2 separate regions of the Homo sapiens genome follow, and region 1 is linked to region 2. The links are chromatin loops, found by intact Hi-C in ENCODE. Cell type or tissue: PC-3. All regions are shown on one strand. Links, peaks and the distances in the headings refer to the core of each region. The heading gives the core; the rest is flanking DNA. Region 1 holds the start of SNORD96B (small nucleolar RNA, C/D box 96B). Region 2 overlaps AMMECR1 (AMMECR nuclear protein 1).

Region 1 (8,350 bases), core at 80-8,079, 63 kb after region 2:
AAAGCCTACTCTAAGTATCATGCTTTGATATATTAGCCTGTCATAGTAGTACAAGTATATACTTTATAAATATACATATTGAGGATGTGTGCTCAAACTTTTTTTAGTGATAAGAATACTCAATCAAAACTGTTTGGATCCTGGTGATGACAGACGACATTGTCAGCCAATCCCCATGTGGTAGTGAGGACATGTCCTGCAGTTCTGAAGGGATTCTATGGATTTTTTTTAATTTAAAAAACGAAAAACTAATTTTAAAAAAAAACAGCTTGGAGACTGCTATTTTAAATGAGGAAAGCAGTTGCTGCCTATGGAATCTCTCATCTCTCATTCTGTATCTGCTGCTTAGAAATCATTTTTCTTGTTTTTGTTTTGTTTTGTTTTGTTTTTTACCTAAGGATTTTGCTATAGTATGAATAGTAGGATAGAGAGTAATATATCTAAATCCATCAAACATGATTTAGGGAACTTTATTTCTGATAAACATTTCTTCTACAGAAGTAAAAGAACAATTCCTGCCCAAAAGATTTAAAAACTGTAGTTCAAGAAAACTAAGAAACTGTTTCAAAGCAGCATATGAATCCCTGCCTGCAGTATAATGGAAACTCTTGATGAAGATGTACCTTACTTGATGTAGATTTGTTTCTGAAAAATATATATATATCTTTTTTTTATTTCTGTAAAACTCCCTGTAACTCTGAGTCAGTTGGTAACCAGTAAACCAGTAGCATATTGTAAAACAGATCTTTTCAAAAAGAGCGCTAACCTGCTCTGATTATTCCTCTCAGCAGTCCTATAGCATGATTTTAACACGTATTTTATACATATCCATATATTATTTAGTAATCTATTCTTATATTCTCCATGGCTCTTTGCATAATAAAAAGCAAATAGTGGGTGTTTAATACTTATTTTGAAAATGAAAGAAAATGAAATGAAAACACCAGAACCTGGAAAGGTAGTCATTATCCCCCGAGATGGCCACATTTAATTCCTAGAGAAGATAACTTGTTTAGTTCTTCCCACAGCACAGCTTAGTCCTGTGGCTCCCTTTCTTTCACCAGAGCCATAATATGGGGCAGCCCTGTGGACAGACGGATGATCAATCAGAGTTCTTTGACAGCCACTACTTATTGAGTAGGTTAGTAAAGGCACTTGTGCAGTTATTATTATTTTATTTGTTACAGTTGCTCCATTAGGTGGGTACTGTTATGATCTCCATTTCATAAATGAGGAAATGAAGGCTGGCATAGATTAAGAGACTTGCCCAAATGTCACACAACTAATGTATAGTGGAGCCAGGATCCAAATGCAAGTATATCTGACTCCAGAACCCAAGCTGTTGGCCATTGTAATATGTTATGTTCTAGAGAACTGTGAAATAGTGCTCATTAATTAACGATTACTTCAATTTTGCATTTTAGGAGCTATATTTATTGGCATAAGTCACAGAGAACTGTTGTTATACCTTGGAGACACACTTTTGATGGGTCTGGGGAAGTAATACTAATTTGGGATTGTAGACCAGGTTTCTAAATTCCAATTCAGTTCAAGAGGTGGTTCATTCAGTTTTATAGTATATCCTAACTTAAGAGAACACACGGATGAGATCCCTGGAAATTTTGCCAGTCTGTGTGTTACACAGTCTCTTGAAGGTAGAGACAATCTCATATCTTCACATTTCCAAGCTTATAATTGTCAGTGGTCATATCGTAATCTTTTCCAAACCCACACATTTTTTTCTTGCCAAGGCCTCGAGAGCACTGTTGTTATGGTGTACAGTAACAAATGACCCAGTTATATTGAGTTTTAAAGATGAACCAGATTCATAAAGAGAAAATTAAATTATATTCATTTTACTTTGGCAGATTTTCATCAGAAAAACATAATTTAAACAAAAATAGTTTCTAGTAGTTCATTTCTAAAAACAAGATAGAGTAAATCTAGAAACTCTGCAGAGAAAGCATTATGTAGACATTTTGTAGAGGGAAATAAGAAATACTTTCTGTATATACAAACATTTAGCCATCTGTTTCTTTATGTATCTTTTATTTTCCAGTTTTAGCTCTGCTCCACTAAATCAAATTCAGACCCAATTCTCTTAATTTAGAGGGGAGGAATTTGTGGCCTAGGAGGCAGATTCTGATGATACTTGCTGGTCCTCACAGCTGGCAGCTCACAGGGAATTTTCCCTTCCTGGTGGGCAGCTATGGCTATCTCATAGAGAGTAGAGGCTTTTAAGAATGCAAGATCAGAGCATTTCAGGAACTTTAATCAGAGGGCAGTAAGTGATAACACTCTAAAGCCTAAGTGAATCTCATAGGATAGAAGCCCGATAATATATATCAAAACCTACTGAACCTGTTATCCTTTATCTCCCTCTCCTCTCTCTTACTTTTCCATTCTCCCTTTCTTGCTTTCTCCTTGTTTCTTTGCATATGTCTCTATTTGAGCCCTTTCTAAGTGTCCCCCTTTTTTGTACTTTCTTTGACTCCTACTTCTTTTTTCAGCTTCTTGCTTTTCTCTTCCTTTCTCTTTTTACATATTCCTTTTTCCTTTTTCTTTCTTTTTTTTTTTTCCAGAATTGGATAATATGGTTTTTTTTTTTAATTTAAGTTTTAGGGTACATGTGCACATTGTGCAGGTTAGTTACATATGTATACATGTGCCATGCTGGTGCACTGCACCCACTAACTCGTCATCTAGCATTAGGTATATCTCCCAGTGCTATCCCTCCCCCCTCCCCCGACCCCACAACAGTCCCCAGAGTGTGATATTCCCCTTCCTGTGTCCATGTGATCTCATTGTTCAATTCCCACCTATGAGTGAGAATATGTGGTGTTTGGTTTTTTGTTCTTGCGATAGTTTACTGAGAATGATGTTTTCCAATTTCATCCATGTCCCTACAAAGGACATGAACTCATCATTTTTTATGGCTGCATAGTATTCCATGGTGTATATGTGCCACATTTTCTTAATCCAGTCTATCATTGTTGGACATTTGGGTTGGTTCCAAGTCTTTGCTATTGTGAATAATGCCGCAATAAACATACGTGTGCATGTGTCTTTATAGCAGCATGATTTATAGTCCTTTGGGTATATACCCAGTAATGGGATGGCTGGGTCAAATGGTATTTCCAGTTCTAGATCCCCGAGGAATCGCCACACCGACTTCCACAATGGTTGAACTAGTTTACAGTCCCACCAACAGTGTAAAAGGGTTCCTATTTCTCCACATCCTCTCCAGCACCTGTTGTTTCCTGACTTTTTAATGATTGCCATTCTAACTGGTGTGAGATGGTATCTCATTGTGGTTTTGATTTGCATTTCTCTGATGGCCAGTGATGATGAGCATTTTTTCATGTTTTTTGGCTGCATAAATGTCTTCTTTTGAGAAGTGTCTGTTCATATCCTTTGCCCACTTTTTGATGGGGTTGTTTTTTTCTTTCTTTCTCTCCTATCTTCTCTTCCTTTTGTTCCATCCCTTAGTTCTTTCCTCTATTCCCCATGAATTACCCATCATATCATATTAAGCATATATATTAAAATTAATAAATGTTAATGGTCATTGAGCAGCAAGAAGGTTTTATTATTACTGTAAAAGGAAAAACATCTCCCAGTTAAGTAACACTGTACATATAGCTTACAATTGAAACTTTTCTTTTGAGTAACAGCCCTCACCAAAATAAGGCACCTTTCCTCCTTCCTTAACCATAATTGTGTCTTTTGTTCTTCCTCTCTACCCTTAGGTTTGATGAATAGGCACATTTTTACATTTTGTTTTGTGTCCATTACTTCGTGAATTTTAGAAAGCTAAAATTGCTACTTAGTGAGACAGAGCGGTAGATAATTTTTCAGATGTGGGTTTAGGATTCTAGTATTCTGAGTTTCTGGGGTTCAAACATGCCATGTATGCATTCTATTCCAGAAGCTCTAGCAGGGAATGACAGAATATGGAATTTCCTGGTGGTTGAAACCCCTCATGAAAAAACTGCTTTTAGTTTTAGACTAAAACATAGTTGAATTGCTTCTCTTTGCCTGTCCAAACAGGGATTTTTAATTTGGGTTTTAATTACTTCCTTGTCCTGAATAATAGTTATATGTAATATGAAGCCCCTCTCAGTTTGATAACTTTCCAGCAGTTAACCGATTAAGGTCAACAATATTTTAGAAAGTGAATGAACAAGTGAGCAAATGACTAGACAGAGTCCCTTAAATTATTTCTGTTACATGCTCTATCGTTTACGATGAGCCTTGTAATATCTAAGGTTTTGCCTCTTTTCAGCGACTTTTTTTTCTTTTTAGCATAGTTTCCAGGCACTGTCACAAACTCTTTGGTTCTTTCATAGCTAAACTCTTAATATCTTTTCTTAAAATGTTCATTTTTATTAAAGTACTATATAACATTATATATTAACTTTGACAAATGTTAACGTTCCTTCTCAATTAGGTGAGGTGTATTCTTGAGAAGGTGCCAATTTGAATTGAATATATTTGAATTTGATATGTGAACTAAACTGTAATTGTTTAAAGCTTACCCATCCATCATATGGGTGATGGAGCAGCTGACTGATTTTACATGTAAGTGTTTTGTTTTGTTTTTCTAGCAATATTTAAACATTAGAAAATGATTTCCTATTCTAACAAAGAGAAATTCATATGAATTTACTTACAGGACCCCCTTGTCAGTTCCTTAGACTGCCTAGAATTTAAATTGGCAGATACTACTTTGGTATAAAATGCTTTCTATGGACAGTATTAATATTTTAAAATGTTTTACTCCTGCAGATTTCCAGTAGACAGGAAGTCTAGCTCTGTTTACCCTTTGGCTACTAATGAGTGCTGCTGAATGATTATTTATCATCTTTAGGTAGAGGTACCACAGGTATGAGATCAGAATTGCCAAGTAAGGCAAGCATTTAATTTTAAAATTTGAAAACAAATCCATGCAAAGGTGACAACTAAAGTATAGATACTCGAAAGAATTTTGGACTTGAGTCAGAAAATCTCAGTTGTATCCCTACCCTTGTCATTAACTTAGCTGAGTCACCTTGAGTAAGTCACTGCCCAACTCCAGATTACAGTATTCTCTCTAAAAGCACAATTTCAACATTGCATATTCTAAAGAGAGCTTGGTTAAGGAAAGCTTGGTTGAGGAAAGCTGAATCTTGTTGTTTATCAGCTATCCACACCAGCCTGGCAGCTCTGAGGTCAGTCTCCAGCTGTATTTTCATCTTTTTGTAATCTCTTAAATCCTTGCAGGCTTTCATTGCTAGTTCATTTCCCTAGAAATTTACATTTAGAGACATTGAGGACTTCCTACCTTTGTAATTTTTCTGTGTTCATGAATTTAATGAAAAATTACTTAGAGCTGGCTAAAAAATGCAAGAATCAAAAGTCTTGTTTAAATGTCTCTGTAAAATCAGACTATTCCCATCATGACTAACAACCTTTACTATTTCAGAGTTTTGAAATCAGTATGTTTGAATCTTGACATGGTGAGGCACCATTGTCATTTTATCCCATTCATTGTTCTAGCATTTTCCTACTAACTCCTTGTTCTAAACATTCTTCTTTTTTTTTAAGCCTAGAATGAGTGAACAAACAACAAGGCTCCATGTCATGAGAAAAGCACTGTAGCCTGATCTTCACTTATGTTTTAGGTATTTGAAAATTACATTGATTTCAAATAGTTTGAACTGCATTGAGCTAAAACTTATCTTTTATTGGTCTGCTAGGAAATGAACTAAACAAAATAACTTGCCTCAAAGTATTGAGAAATTAACTGTATAGCGACTTCAGCATGTGTATTTTTAAAATGAAAAAGCTAGAGCTAGGTACAAAATGTGCTTCATTAAAGGAGGTCTAGCACTATATTCAAAAGGTCAAACAACAACAAATATTGGTGTGGATGTGGAGAAACTGGAACTCATACATTGCTGCTGGGAAAGTAGAATCGTGCAGCCATTGTGAGAAATAGTTCATTGGTTCCTCAAAAAGTTAAAGGTAGAATTACCTTTATGATCCAGCAGTTCCACTCCTAGCTATCTATCCAAGAGAAATGAAAACATACATCCACATTAAAACTTATACATCAATTCCCTAGCAGCACTATTTATAATAGCCAAAAAGTGGGAACAGCCCAAATGTCCATCAACCAATGAATAGGTAACAAAATTTGGTGTATCCATACAATGAAATATTATTAGGCAATGAAAAGAATGAAGTACTGATACATGCTACAACATGGATGAAATCTCAAAAATATGCTAAGTGAAAGAAGCCAGACGCTAAAGGCAATATATTGTATGATTTCATTTATACAGAATGTCCAGAATAGGCAAATCCATAGAAACAAAGTAGATTAATGGTTTCCAGGAGCTGGGAGTGGTGCCAATATGCAGTGACTGCTATTGGGTACGTAGTTTCTTTTAAGGATGATGAAAATGTTCTAATATTGCATAATGGTGATGGTTGCACAACTGTGAATATACTAAAAGCCATTGAATTATATACTTTAAAAGGGTGAATTTTGTGGTATGTGAATTATATCTCAATAAAAGTGTTATGGATTAAAAACATTAGTGACTGTATTACTATAACTATTTGAAATTATAAAAGTATATTTAAATTACATTTTATGCCAGGACTAGGGGCGGGGGGGAATGGGGAGTTAGTATTTAATGGGTGCAGAGTTTCAGTTTGGAAAGATGAAAAAGTTCTGGAGATGGAAGATAGTGATAGATACCCAACAAATATATTTAATTTTACAGAACTATATACTTAACAATGGCTAAAATAGTAATTTTATGTTATGTATATTTTACCACAGTAAAAAAATCCATAACCCCCTAAGATTATATTTTATATTATTCTAATGAATGATGTGTCTTTTACTCTTTTTCTTCTTTTAACAGTAAAACTGAAAATGTGATTGGCCTTTTGTTTTTTATGCATATAATTCTTCTGGTCTGTATTTTAGAACTTCTTTCCTGTGTGGCGTTGGGGGATGCGGGTGGTTACACACACACGTCTTTATCTTGGCTTTGAATGAGAACTTGGAAGTATTTTTTAAAACTTTTATTTGTCAGTAGGAAAATAAAAGAAGCCAAACCATAGGAAATTTACGTAATTAAATTATAAAATAGTGAAATGCTGTTCTCAGAGTATGAATTATCACAGATTTCCTGATTTTCTTGGTTAATCTTGGCATCTTGAATGGGAAAAACATATATACTTTTATACATATATAACATCTCTGTATCTTCCTATAAGCATTTTCCTTTGTATAGCAGGATAAAATGAGCACCAAAATGTGGTGCAAATATAAAAACGCAGTGGATGAGCTTCAAAATGCAAACAAAGGGATGGGAAAATGAAAAAAAGAAAATTCAGCAGTGAGAAAGTCACTGAAAAAGGAATTAAATTCTTTCCAAGTCTATGGAACTATGTTATGACCCAAGCAGTTTGTAGAGTCTGAGTTTGTAACCTCTGAGGATAAATCCATGAAAATATTTCTAAGCCTGGCTACTATCTAGGACATTTGAAGATGGATGTTATGAATACCAGTAGTGCCATTAATATAGTAGGCAATCAGAGGTATGTTTGTTTTTCTTAATCAGGAAGTGGTTTCTTTTAAAAGTATAAGGAACACACACTGTGTGTGTGTGTGTGTGTGTGTGTGTGTGTGTGTGTGTATTTTCTATTCCGTTGCAGGAAGAATTATGGTTTTTCCACATTTTACAGTGGGGTTTTCTAGAGTTTGGCACTATGATATCCTACACTTGATTACAGGATCCAATCAGAGTTGATGTACTCAGAAATTCATTGACATGATTAATGGTCTCCTAATCATACTTTTATTTCCTAGATTAGCCCTATTTCCTGTAGTTTCACAATTTTTGAGTCATATGTTAAATTATCCTTTATTGGGGGCCTGAAATTCTTATGAGTATTTTTAGTCTATAATTTGCATGATTATTTCTTTTCTTTGTTTTTTTTTTAATTGAAGAAAATGAAATTTTGATCTTCCTTTGAATTCTTTGAGTGCTGTTCTATGGTGACTGGCCTTCCTAGTATAATCTTTTTTAAAACAATATTGTATATATGTGTATGTTTGTATACATATATATGTATACATACACACACACATATACACACACATATATATATAATTTTACTGCCACCAGCACTAGATCCAGAAATCTTCCTACAAGTTTCCACTAGTCTAGTTTTTATTCTTCTCAAAAGCAAAATAAAACATTCTTAGATTCTACAAGTAGCAGGGAAAGACATCAGGAAATGGCTGTACAGGAAATGTAATTGATGATTCTCTCTTTACAATTGAAGT
Region 2 (8,350 bases), core at 94-8,093:
ATTTCTAGCCTGCCTTCTTCCTTTACTCTTTTTGATTTATGCTATCTGATGGCTCCAAGTCACAGATACTGAGCTAAAGTCCTTTCTGCAGTCATGGTCCTCTTTCTTGCTTCCCTGAACTACCAAACTGGCTAAGTGTCTCTCCTTTGTGTCCCATAATTCCTCATTCATAGCTATTTTCTTATCATTTACTGCTGTATATTAAATTCTATTCATGTATTTCTCTCCTTCACTTATTAGAGTATAAGCTCCTGAAGAGTGAGGATGGTCTTTTTCCTTTCTTATCCCAAGTGCATGGCAAAAATAGTAGAGAAGGTGCTTAATAATGGTTTCTTGTACTAAGTTGACCCCATCAACTGCAGTTTGGCTTCTCATCTTGTTTATCCTTGTGGGATGGCCTTGTACACTGTCTAAACCATTCTCTCTATTGCGAAAGAATGGGGCAAGGAAACTTCTTAGCTTTCTTTTTAGTCTCTTTTATTCCAGCCACTCTATGCTTTGAATACCTAGTTTTGACTTGCTTCCCGGTAACAGACTAAGTCTTTCAGGGGTATGGTATTCACAACTCTACCCTGTACTAGACAGTGTCATGTAGACTAGTAACTTGGAAGATTAAGGTATAAGAAATTGTTGAGGTCGGGTATTCTGAGCATCAGTATACACACTGATTTCTTCCCCAGAATGGTGATACTCAGGAAACCAGGGAGCCCCTGGTTACATAAGGAAGTGTGAACTGCTGCAGATAGAAATTGGAACAAGACATCCTCATTACTGTAACTCTGAGGTCTAATAGATGTCCTCCCTACAACTACAACAAGGTGGTCTGTGTTTTCCAGGATTGGAGAAGAAACCAAAACAATTTGACAGTTTTTGTCAACTAGGTCTGGAGGCACTTCCCTGAAGTAAAAAGATCATCTGATTCAACGACTCCTCCTCAGTCTCAGTCACATTAGGTGACTACACCAGTTAGTGTGTCTCTGCATTTTGGTTCTATTTGAGAAAAATGTTTCTGTATGGAAAGGTAACACAATAGTAAGAGATAGTTTATCCTTCATCCCCTCTTTTGACACCCTACTCTTGAATTCTGATAGCTGGAGTTCTTTTTCTTAAACCCACTACCTTCACAAGAAGGCAAACTGTTTAAACTCACCTATCTCTCACATGATAGTAGCTGGTCTCATAATTGACAGAATCATTGGCAGTAAGACCATTATCTCTTTTAACCAGTGGTTGAAAATTCTACTTAGTTGTCTATTGGAGCTCAAGAAACTATTAACTTATGAACGTAATTTAGTATTGAAGCACCTTGTGGGCCTCCTGGCTATCAAAGATAATCAGATACCCCAAAAGGACCCTTGAACTGGTATCAAAATTCAGTAGTAACTAATGTAGGATACTAGGGATTAGCCTCATGATTTTTTTTAACTAAGGTCTCCAGATGGCCAATGAATTTATGAAACCGGAAGGAGCTGGTGGAATGGGAGGACAGAGAAGATGACGTTAAGTAACTTTGCATACATGCTCTAATTTTTTTTTTTTTTTTTGAGACAGGGTCTCACTCTGCCACCCAGGCTGGAGGGCAGTGGCACAATCACAGCTCACTGCAGCCTCAACCTCCCAGGCTCAGGTGATCCTCCCACCTGAGCCTCCCAAGTACCTAGGACTACAGGCGCACAACACCATGCCTGGCTAATTTTTGTAAATTTTTTGTAGAGACGGGTTTTTGCTATGTTGCTCAGGGTGGTCTCAAACTCATGGGCTCAAGTGATCCGGCTGCCTGGGCCTCCCAAAGTGTTAGGATTACAGGAGTGAGCCATTACGCCCGGCCCATGCTCTAATTTTTTAATGGTCATGTGCCCATTGAGCATTCATCATTCAGGTGAGTCATAACTAGAGACTGTATAAGGGTATTGTGAAACTCTATGCAGTTCTTTAGTCATGCTGGGGTTGGGTTCTTTTAAAAACAGACCATTTCCAGATAGTAACCATATATTCTGGATTTCCAGGACAGCCCTGATTTCATTTTGTCCCATTGTGTCCATAAGTATACTTATGTTCGTTAGACGTTATGCCAGTTTTTGGCTTGGAAAATATGGACATCAGGCATATAAGGACTTCCTTCTTGCCAACTGAAAACAGTTCATCACAGCATAGCCTTGCTCTTTCAACCCTGCCATCCTAACTGCCAGCAGTCTCTGATTTTGCTCCCATCTTGTATCTCCCACACTTACTTTAACCCTTTGTGAGTTAATTTATCTCTTTTCTTTGGTGTCTCCTTGCCTCTGGAGTCCAGCAAATTGTGTATCCTTATACTCTCACAAAGCTACTTGTATCCTAGCATTTTGGTAATAGGATGTACTCTTTTGAAAAATGGGACACTTTCTTTTTTCCCAGGGTGCTCTTGGGGGTTGAAAACTGTTCTGTGAGATACTCATCTTCAGAGGCCTCCGAAAACACATTCAGTAAGAAGCAGTACTACTACTACTACCATGTATTGAGTGTTTACTATGTATGAGAAGTTGGGTAAAATATTTTTAAAATCTCATTTAATCCTAACCACCTGTGAGATTGGTAGTGTTCCCTTTTCACAGATAAGGAAATATACTTAGAGAGTTTGAGTTTTTCAAGATTCTGCATTTGGAAATCCTTGCTACATTCCAATAAGATATTAGTTGTGTACATACCAGGCTTAGAATTGTGGATGAACTACCAATGACTCCAACCCCATTATAGAAGAAATTTCACCTTTTTACTTGGTACCACCAGGAAATAAGTATTTCTATACTCTTGGTAGATGAATTTTTATACATTCTTCTTGTATACCACTGGTCCTCAAACTTGAGAATGCATGAAAACCACCTGAAGGGCTTGTTACTCCCAGTTTCTGATTCAGTAAGTGTGAGAATTAAGTGTGTAAAATTAAACTTGAGACTTAATTTCTAGTAAGTTCCCAGTGATGCCAACGTTGCTGGTCCAGGGACCACACTTTGAGTCATTGTTACATACTAATTATTTTTTATTCAGCAAATCATTATTCAGTACTTATGGTGTTCTAGGCACCGTTCTAAGCACTGTGGATATAATAATGAAAAGGTTAGGCAGGGTCTTTGTTTTCATAAAGCTTATAGTCTAGTGGGACAGATGACTAATTTTATTGGGATAAGTGAACAGGGATTGCCATAGAGAACAACAGAGTTGCTATCCTCTACTTTAGATGGGTTGAGAACCCTGTCTAAAGGATGGTAGTTGGGTCTCTTTGAGGAGGTGATAGTCTAAGACCTAAAGGATATGAAGAGCTCATATGGCTTTCACGCTTGAATTTTCTTAGCTCCAACTTCTGTTGCCATCACTGGTGATGACTACCTTGGGAGAACTCCATGAATTTCAGACTGACCCCTGTGTAATTCATTCTTTGGTACTTTGTGTGGCCTTGGCCAAGCTTGACTGAATAGTTCCTTTAAGATTGTTTACCCCCTCTCCACCCCAACCTTCCCCCACCATCCAGTATAGATACAGAAGTCAGAGGAATTTTAAGAGTGGGCTAATTTTGTCTTCTGGCTTCACCTAGATCACATTCTTTGGTATATGATGGCTTGAGAAGAATATATGCTAAGGAATTGTGCCTGTGAACCTGCCATTCATGGCCACTGCCCTTACCTTATAACTATCAATGATACCTTAAGATTCTGTCTTAATTGCCAGTTTGCAAATTTGCCTCAAAAGGGGAGACAGTGTGGGAATCTCCACAACTCCTTAGCTACCCTGATGTTAGGTTTCTCTAGGGAAGATTTCTAGATTCATGCAGTCTAAGAAGGTGTTGTCAGAGCAACACAAAACCAAACTTCCCTTCCAGTTGTGGTGACTAAAGCTGGAAAAATTCTAGATATTCGAAGGAGACTTTCTACGGAACTATCATGATTTCTTGCCTTCAGAGTTTTAGTTCTGAAGTTTGATGCCTTACTCTTTTTTTCCCCCCTCTGGTTCTGTCCTACCATGACTTAACCAGCTTTTCCTTTGAATCCCTCCTGCCTCTGGAGCCATTTCCTTGCTGTCTAGTTTCATTTTATTTTTTATTTTTATTTTTATTTTTGAGACAGAGTCTCACTCTGTCACCCAGGCTGGAGTGCAGTGGCAAGATCTCAGCTCACCGCAACCGCCGCCTCCTGGGTTCATGCGATTGATTCTCCTGCCTCAGCCTCCTGAGTAGCTGGGATTACAGGCCTGTGCCACCACGCCCAGCTAATTTTTGTATTTTTAGTAGAGATGGGGTTTCACCATGTTGGTCAGGCTGGTCTCAAACTCCTGACTTCAAGTGATCCACCCTCCTCGGCCTCCCAAAGTATTGGGATTACAGGTGTGAGCCACTGCACCCAGCCTCATTTTATTTTAATTAAATATTTTCTCTGGTATTCTGTTCCTTTGGAGGAAAAGAGACCCTTACCAGGTGCTACGGTATGAATATTTGTGACCTCCCACCAGATTTATATGTTGAATTCTAATCTCCAAGATGATGCTATTAGGAGGTGGGGTTATTTGGGAGGTGATTAGATCACAAAGGTGGGGCCCTCATGAATGGGATTGGTGCCCTTTTATAAAAGAGGCCCAAGGGAGCTCATTCATCCTTCCCACTGTGTGAGACACAGCAAGATGTTGTTGTTTATGAGGAATGGGCCCGCATCAGACACTGAGTCTGCTGGCTCCTTAATCTTGGACTTCCTGGCCTCCAGAACTATGAGAAATAAATTTGTTATTTGTGAGCTACCCATTTTATGGTATTGTAAATAGTCCAAACAGACTAAGACAACAGATATTTCTCTAGGTATTTTCAGGCAGAGCATTTCACTTGGCCTAGGTGTATGTATTTTTGGATAGCAGACTTCCTTAGTCTTCTCTCAATAAATTCCTGAACCAGAGAAGGGGAATATGAGTAATTGACTTTTCTGGTTGCCAAAGATGTCTTTAGTTTACATGAAAAATGTTTTGAACAGTTATCCAGTGCATGCTTAAATGGGCTGTCTCTTATAACACATCTGCACATACAGGCCAGATTTAACTACCTTACCCAGATTGAAAATTTCCTTTTCCTTGTGGACTCAGAAGTTTCTTCCTGCTAGTCTGGTTCCTGATGGTATACAGTGGATAAACATTTTTTTTTTGTTAACCCATATATCAACCATAAGAATGACTGAAATAAAAAAGGAAATGGTGTGCCAGCTCACTCATAGCTGGAGATGATAAACCTTTTCTGTTGCTTTAGAGCCAGATATCCTTGGTTGGTAGTGTCATGTCTGCTCCATATTAACAGTGTCTTGGGCAAGTAAACCAATCTTGCCGAGAAGAAGAAAATGCATATGAAAGCACCTAATAGTACTTAATTCATAATATCATAATATGCTCTCACTGAATGTTAATGCTTGCTTTCCTCCTTGATGTTCTTAAAGCCCTGAAACACTTGATTGAGCAAGGCATAATCTCTCATGGTGTACCCCATCAGCACCATAATCTTACATTTTCCAGATATGGAATCCGTTTAAGAACTACCTGCTTAATTATATTTATTATAAAAATGATAATCTCAGAGTATCCCTACTTCTTCAAGGTATCCAAGAAAGGAAATTAACAATTTTGGGCGTCTACCTAGTAGAGGTCTCATTGACCCAAAATGATGATAGCATTAATAATTATACCTTTATTGACAGAATTATAATACTTAGCAGTTTCCAGGAACTTTTTAATGGATAGCGTCCTTGGATTCCTGTAGCAGTTCATCAAGTAGGCAGTCCCCATCTTGCATATCTGTGTCCAAGGATGAAGGGAATAGGATGATTCCTTCATGGTCTTTTGACTGATGGATAGTGGAGCTGAGCTTTGGGCCTAAGTCTTCTGACACCCCTCCTTTCCCTGCCCTATTCCAGCACTTTTATCCAACTATGCCACATTTTTTTTTTTAATCTGAGGTTCTGGTACATGATTTCTCAAATTACTAGAATTCTAAGACAAAATGTTTCTTAGGTTTCACCTCATTTTATCTCTGAGATGTTTATGTTCCTAAGAGATAGTTCTTACGTGTGGGAGTTTTAAACTCTACCTAGAGGTCAGAGAAAGCTGTTTATGCCTTTGATGTAAATTTTGTGCACCATACTTAGACTATACTACACATTCCAAAACAGTATTTCTTGGGCCTAGACTTGTAACAAAACTCTCTAGTGTGATGTATTCTCATTCACTCTTTTATATTAACCTATTTTATTCTTTCAGCAAACATATTTAGCCCTTACTATGTGTCAGGGGATAGGAATAGGACCGTGCAAAAAGACAACCTCTGTTTTCTTGGAGCTTACGCTGTAGTGGATAGGAAATAAGCAAATGGGTAGTGATGTGTACTGTGAAGAAAAATAAAGCACTTTTAAATTTTCGCCCAAGCCATGAGATTACTAAATTGTGGTATCTATCAGTGACCCCTTGTAGACCTTATAGACCTTCTAAAAAGTTAGTTATTGAGAAGATGGCCCAGGAAAGGAACATTGTCTCTGACATCCCTGTGCAGTTTCTACCTTCTTTTCCATTATTTGAACTAAGATCTTGCTTTCTTGTATGGTTGTGAGCAACCCTGATCGAGTGGAGTGTAAGGGCATGGCCAAACAAAGACAGATTGGAGAGGAAGCCTGTTAGGAATAAAGCACCTTCGGAGAAACAGTCTCACAACAAATACTGTTAGAGTTGTATTTGTCATTTATCCTTTAAATGTAATGTGTTGCCTTATAGAGTGTCACATCAAGAACACTGAAAAGAGATGTATTTCAAAATATGTATTTAGCTATACAATGGTTAACAAAACACAGCATAAAAAGCAGCCTCCTTAAATGCTTCTAGTTTTATGGTGTACTACTGTAGAATGAGTTCTTTTTGACTGAAGTGTTTTAAAAGTTTTGAAGAACCAGGGAGTCTGCAAGTTGGAAAGAAGCCATTCTTACCATGAGGCAAATATACTTGAGTTTAATTTTTAAACTATAACTGCTGTTTGACCTTAAATTAAGACAGTCTGTTTTCATTGTGGTGTTTTACTGGTTTAACAATGAGAACATTTAAAGCAGCTGCCACCAATTAAAATGATTCATAAGTGCTGGTTGTAAATAAATATTCTTGAAATTTTAACTCAGTGAAGTCAGTCTTTTTAGTGGCACTTTCTTTCTGGAAAGCAATTTGGTAAAATGCATCAAGAGCTATAAAAATGTTCATACACTTTGATCTGGTAATTCAGTTTCTTAAATATCCTTAGAAAATAAAACTGAGATCTTGATAAACTTTAATAAATAAAGATGTCCCTCACAGTTTATCAAGGAAATAGTTGCCTAAATTATGGTCTACCTATATGATGTACCATGGGGCCATTAAAATATTTTTGAAGAGTATTAACCATATAGGAAAATGTTTATGCAATTCAGTTGAAAAACAAAACTATACAAAACCATACAGTATGATCCTAAAAATGTGAAAATATTTCCATAGAAAGAGTGTCAGGAAACATTATACATTTTCATTTTCTTTGGGTAGTGAGATTGTGTATGATATTTATTTTCTCCTTTCTACTTTTCTGTATTTTCTAGAATTTTTTATAGTGAACATGTATTGAATTTATAGTGAATAAAAATGTTATATAAGTATTTTAATCCTTTCAATAAGGGTGCCTTTTATGAATATCCAGTCCATTTATATTATTATGACCTAATTTTTTCCACATTTTCAGCTTTAGAGCATTTTTTTCTAGTGAATTTTTGTTTTTAACGTTTTAATGTTTATTTTTATGGCACATAATGTCAACAATTTTACCTCTGCTTGGTCTAATTTCTAGGTATTCTTCTTTAAAGCCAATAATTCAGTTCCTTGTTGGAATATTATTTTTCAGGTGGTTTACATCAAACAGCACACACATTCGTAGTATGTGGTAAAGAGAGTTGACTCTGGAGCCACAATGCCTGGGTCCAAATCTTGGCCCTACCACTTAGCAGCTATGTGACCACTGACAAGTTAATGGCTCTCTCTAATTCTCAGTTTCCCTTTCTTTAAAATAGGGGATAATAATAGTATCTACCTCATAGGGTTGTTATAAGGATTTCAAAGAGTTATTACATATAAGTACTTAATTTTAAAAGGCCTGGTATATAGTAAATATTCAATAAAAATTGGCTATTTTTAGTAGTGTGTGTGCATATATGCACACATATACACATACATATTTTCATGATAATTTGAAAAATGCCCTTTTATATCTGCCTTTTCTTTTATACAATTTTAATTTTAAAATGAAGGGTTTTATCTTATTTTCAGATAAAATTAGTTTTTCTTATAT

What was found. A loop is a pair of places that touch in the nucleus more often than their neighbours do. Peaks named below come from ENCODE experiments on the same cell type or tissue, not always from the same donor. Only the 100,000 strongest peaks of a DNase experiment are listed, where the experiment ranks them.
Region 1: a loop joins it to region 2, with 2.7 times the contacts of the local background. A loop is called at or near these places in 5 of 110 quality-filtered maps.

Annotation. Positions count from the first base shown.
Region 1 is chrX:110,216,850-110,225,199 of GRCh38, reverse strand. The region is part of intron 2 of AMMECR1 (AMMECR nuclear protein 1); the gene reads left to right. SNORD96B (small nucleolar RNA, C/D box 96B) reads left to right here and starts at 140; the gene lies at 140-211. In PC-3, for the core only: no CTCF peak of the experiment used is centred there; a DNase peak (open chromatin) is centred at 5,029; H3K4me3 peaks cover 329 bases; H3K27ac peaks cover 2,090 bases.
Region 2 is chrX:110,279,866-110,288,215 of GRCh38, reverse strand. All of the region lies in intron 1 of AMMECR1 (AMMECR nuclear protein 1), which reads left to right. Among named protein-coding and RNA genes, the nearest start is that of AMMECR1, 34 kb to the left of the region's middle. In PC-3, for the core only: no CTCF peak of the experiment used is centred there; DNase peaks (open chromatin) are centred at 1,945 and 3,845; H3K27ac peaks cover 4,599 bases.